Regions from separate parts of the Mus musculus genome. Here region 2 is linked to region 1. A link is a loop called in an ENCODE intact Hi-C map of the cell type or tissue named here. Cell type or tissue: heart. All regions are shown on one strand.

The links. Peaks named below come from ENCODE experiments on the same cell type or tissue, not always from the same donor. Only the 100,000 strongest peaks of a DNase experiment are listed, where the experiment ranks them.
Region 2: it touches region 1 in a loop (3-fold over the local background); 2 of 42 quality-filtered maps call a loop at or near these places.

Annotation. Positions count from the first base shown.
Region 1 is chr6:140,713,802-140,716,301 of GRCm38, reverse strand. The region is part of intron 4 of Gm30215 (a long non-coding RNA gene); the gene reads right to left. Among named protein-coding and RNA genes, the nearest start is that of Gm30215, 35 kb to the right of the region's middle. In heart, a CTCF peak has its summit at 1,109 (motif pointing left); a DNase peak (open chromatin) is centred at 1,141; H3K27me3 peaks cover 656 bases.
Region 2 is chr6:140,592,909-140,595,408 of GRCm38, reverse strand. It overlaps Plekha5 (pleckstrin homology domain containing, family A member 5), which reads right to left. Exons shown (of 31, transcript NM_144920.3): 31 at 503-1,854. The coding sequence ends at 1,760. Among named protein-coding and RNA genes, the nearest start is that of Aebp2, 29 kb to the left of the region's middle. In heart, no CTCF peak of the experiment used is centred here; a DNase peak (open chromatin) is centred at 1,488.

The DNA of each region.
Region 1 (2,500 bases):
CACCAGTAAATGCTCTATCTATTCTAAGCTTCATCAGAGAAGCCCCAAGCCTCTTCTAGGATGGAGGAGGACAATTGATTTGGGCCCTACACTCTGTTTGAGTGTTGTAAGTATGTATCAATGCGTCTCCGCTAGCTATTACTCTGTTTGAGTGTTGTAAGTATGTATCAATGCGTCTCCGCTAGCTATTACTCTGAGTGTTGTAAGTATGTATCAATGCGTCTAACTATTACTCTGAGTGTTGTAAGTATGTATCAATGCGTCTAGCTATTACTCTGAGTGTTGTAAGTATGTATCAATGCGTCTAGCTATTACTCTGAGTGTTGTAAGTATGTATCAACGCGTCTCCGGATAGCTATTCACCAGCAGGCTGGAAACCCCAACAGGCACTAATGCTGGTGTTGAAGAATTTGTTCAAGAAGCCTTCTTTGGTGTCTGCCTTTACAGTGTTCCCCTGATTGGACAGACAAGGCCCCAGATTAAGAGTAATCTCTTTTCCTTAAAGTTAACTAATTATGGGTGCTATGTGAACCCCCTTCCAGGCAATAATTCAGTTAGTGTTGAAAATGCAACCAAAGTGAACGACACAAGAAAACCCCAAGGGTAAAAATATGATTTCTAGGCGTAAAAAAGAAAAAAAATGCATTGATATCTAAATGGGCTCCCTCTACTTTCTCTCCATGAACACACCCACTTGGACAGGTGGCACCAAACTACCTTCTAAAGAGATGGGGAAGCCAGTTGAGGCCTAATGTGTCTGGCGCTAGAAAGATGGAGAAATACACTCACAAACAAAGGAAGGGGCTGGCTGAGATGCCGCACCAAGCATCCTGGGGAAAATGCCTCCCCCTTGGTACCAGAACTGGGTTTGAAGGTCCAATGGTAAGATATGCAGAGCCCCGGTGCAGAGTTTATGCCCATGACTATAGAGAGTACTTGAATCCCTCCACAGTGATTTTACCCTAGAGCCAGGCAGAATCCCACAGTTCCTGACAGATACACGGGCAAATGGGCTTGCTTTGTACACAGGAAAAGACTTAAAAAACGATCCCAATTCAGGCTGAGCAGTGGCAGATGATTGACAAATCTGTGCTTGGAGCGCCCTCTAGTGCTCACACAGCGACAACACACCAACAGCGAGAAGCAATCTTGGATTTAGAGCTCCATCAAGTGCAGACATGGGTCGAGGTGGGCAGTGGAATGGTTTGGCAGGTAAAGGCGCTTGCTGCAAAGCCTGACAACCTGAGTTCGATGCCCAGGACCCACATGGTGGATGGACAGAACTCTCTTCTGTAAGGTGTCCTCTAACCTCCACATGTGGGCCATGGCACATGCGCACCCAGTCCTGTGCACTGGAGCACCCAAACACACCATCAGTCAATTAACTCTGAAACGTAATACACATGACTACAGGCTCAGAGAAAAACATTTCCTGAAAAATTAGATTGTGAGGTCCTAAGGAAATACTAACCCTTATATGCGCAGGATGATGTCATGCCAAGCATCAAGAGCCATCAGGGAAACAAGGCTTACCTAAAGATATGGCACCAGAGCCAGGCGTGATGGCACACACCTTTAATCCCAGCACTGGGGAGGCAGAGGCAGGCGGATTTCTGAGTTCGAGGCCAGCCTGGTCTACAGAGTGGGTTCCAGGACAGCCAGGGCTATACAGAAAAACTCTGTCTTGGAAAGAAAAAAAAAAAAAAGATATGGCACCAGGAATGGCCTGGATTACAACCCATGTAGACAGACACTCTGGGGAAGAACTTGAAAGAGCCACCCTGGGGAAACTCCTTGAGTTTTCAGAAGAGGATATTCTAACAGAAAGGCTTAAGCGGAAGACAGAAATGATTTCTTCAAATCAAACCGAAATCCCTGAGCTGAAAAATCATGAAACAAAGGTTTAGATGCAGTAGAGGTTCTTTATTTCGGAAGAAACCAAATGAGAGGGAATTCATGGGCTCAACAACAATCTATCTATGCAAATAAAGGTTGGGAGTGGGAAGAATAAAGAGAAATGGAGGAAGCTTGCAGAAATGGTGTCTCAAGAATTTATCACTGAATCCCAAGACACTAGAGACATGAGGGTGAGGGAACAGTTGGGTGGGTAGAGTAGCTGCTTGACAAGCTGAGTTTGCAGCCCAAGTGTGGACATGAAGACAGGCGCTGCAATTCGTATCCATTAGCACAGCTCAGTCTCATCCAAACCCAGGTTCAGCGAAGGATGCTGTCTCCTCGAAATAAGGAGGGGCTAGAGAGAAGGCTCTGAGGTTAAGTGTGCCTGCTGCTCCTGCAGAAGATCCGGCATGCATGGCCACTCACAATATCCCAGGTGAGGGGATATGGCATCCTCTTCTGGCCTCCACAGGCACCAGTCACACATACAGCGCACCCATACATAAATTCAAAACATGCATATACATACAAAATTTTTAAATATTTTTAGAAAAGAATACAAACTAAAAAAAAAAAAAAAAAGTCAAGCAGGAAGGTGGAGAAG
Region 2 (2,500 bases), 120 kb after region 1:
AGTGTGCACCACTATGCCTGATTCTTTGTGGTGCTAGGAACTGAATGCAGAACTTCATGTGTACTAGGTATGTCTATACCAACTGAGCTACATGCCCAGCTCCTGTGCAGTTTTGTGTTTTGAGACTGGGTCTCACCATGCAGCTTTGGCCCCTGGAGCTCACTATGTAAATACCAGGCTGTCCTCAAACTCACGGAAACCCACTCGTGTGTGCCTGCCTCTCTCTCAGGAGCTGGGATTAAACCCACTCGTGTGTGCCTGCCTCTCTCTCAGGAGCTGGGATTAAACCCAAAGGCCACGATGCCTGGCCCGTGAATATTCTCACTGCACATTGTTCCCTAATAGAAGGAGAGGACACCTGTCAGGCCACAAGCCTGTTTATGTTTCCTGTCTAGTGTCATTCTGTCACCAGAGTCACTTTTACACAACTAAAGTTCTGCTAGTGAAAAAGGCAAGCCACAGGTACACCTATGACAACTGGTCATTCCTTTTTTTTTTTTTTCCATTTTCTGTTTATTGTACTGGCCTGCTCTGGATAACAGACACCCTCTGCTACTGAAAGCAGGGAGCAGTGAACCTGACCCAGAAAGAAGGCGCCCTGCCCTGCATGATCTATTATCAATTAAGTCATTTTTTAAAGGCACAAAAATAACTTTTTTAAAAAAACATATGAGGCTGGGCGTGGTGGCACAACTGGTCATTCCTAACTCTAGCGAAGCTCCTCAACCCAGCACGGAAGCCAACCCACAACCACAGGAGCTTCGAGTCAAAGCGCAGAGCTACTACAAAGGCCAAGACAGGGTGAAGGCAGAGCCCAGGTGAGAGGCCGCTGTGCGGCCGGCTGGGGACACCTGAAGACTGCCTGCCTGACAGCTCATGCTGCTGTTACTCCAGGGCTACTCTGGAGTTTATAGGAACTCAAAAGCTCCCAGCATTGTAAGAGGCAGTGGATGCTGAGAAAACATATAGAAACGGCGTATAGATTCTCACTCCCATTTTCCAGGAAAACGATTTACTTGTAAGCACAAATTTCTGAGTAAGGGAGGTTCTGTGCACACAGTGTGGAGTCTGGTGTGTGTGAGGGACAGTGAGACAGTTTAGCAGTGCCTATGCCCTCACTGATAACTCAAGTTCAAACCTCAGAATGGACATAGGGGCAGGACAGAACTGGATCCACAAAGCTGTCCTTTGGCCTTCACACTCTTGTCATGGCACACTCATGTGGCATATCCATCACACATACACATTAGATATACAGTACACACATTACTATTGGGAACAGTAATAATAATAAAAAAGCCCCAAAGAAGCAATGAAGGAAGTCACCCTCAGCTCGCTCTATCCTGGCTCCAACCCAACGGTTTCGAAATGTCAAGCCTCCGCCCCAGACTACATCATAATCATGGCTTTGTCCAAAGGGCAGCCCTGGCTCCTCAGCCTGAGTGTGGGCAGGATGTCTCCAGGGCACAGCTGCAGCGCTGCCAGGAGGGCTGGCACAGGCCGCTCACTGCAGATTCTGCTGCACGTGTGGATGATGCTATGACAGACTGAGAGAAAATGCCACCAGAGACCCACTCCCTGCCAGGGCAATATGAGAAACCTGAACTACGGCCTGGACTTCACATACATGGCCAGGTGCTCTGGTGGGACATAGTCCAGGGTTAATTTGCTTGTATTGCTGTTCCAACAAATGGATAGAATCCAAGTAACATACTCCTAACACAAAGTACCAAAGGGAAGAGAAGACGTACTTCTGCGACTACACACACATGAAATGCGATCCTTCCCTGAGCTGTGGAGGAGTGGGCGGATCTGCTGCCGTGGAGGAGTCAGGAGACGGGGACAGACTTCTCACTAAAACACACCAAGAAAACAGAAGATAAGTATATACACACGCACACACATACACATACATCAATGTCGTTTGTCGTAACAAAGATAGTTGATATTGTGTGTGTGTGTGTGTGTGTGCACAAATGTGTGTATGTTTGTAGAGGTCAGAAGACATCTTACAAATCCAACTAAGGCTGGGCATGGTGGCACAGTCCTGATTCTAGCACTAGGGAGGGAAGCAGAGGCAGGTCTCTAGTTTGGGGCCAGTCTGGTCTACAAAGTGAATTCCAGAACCACCTTGTCTCGAAAAAACCCAAAGTGGAAAAAAGGAAAAAGGAAAAGAAAGAACAGTTAAAACGGGGCTTGTACCATCTGGCCTAGCCTTCCTTTTCTTGCTTTAAAGTCAGTTCCCAGGTATTTGTCAGAAAGTACTGTTGTATCTTTTCTAGTTCACACCATGGAGGTGTCAGTGTTACAGGCTTAGCACCACAGCACACCAACCCAGAGTGGCTCTAATGGTTCCAGAGCGGGAATCCCTGTGCTACTCTTTGGTATCAGGCCAGCGTGACATCGAGTTTAGAGGACTGAAATGGTTTTGCTTACAGAGTACAGGAGGCAAATGTGTAAGAGGCCCGGGGCTTGGGAGGCAGGGCTAGGAGTGAAGAAC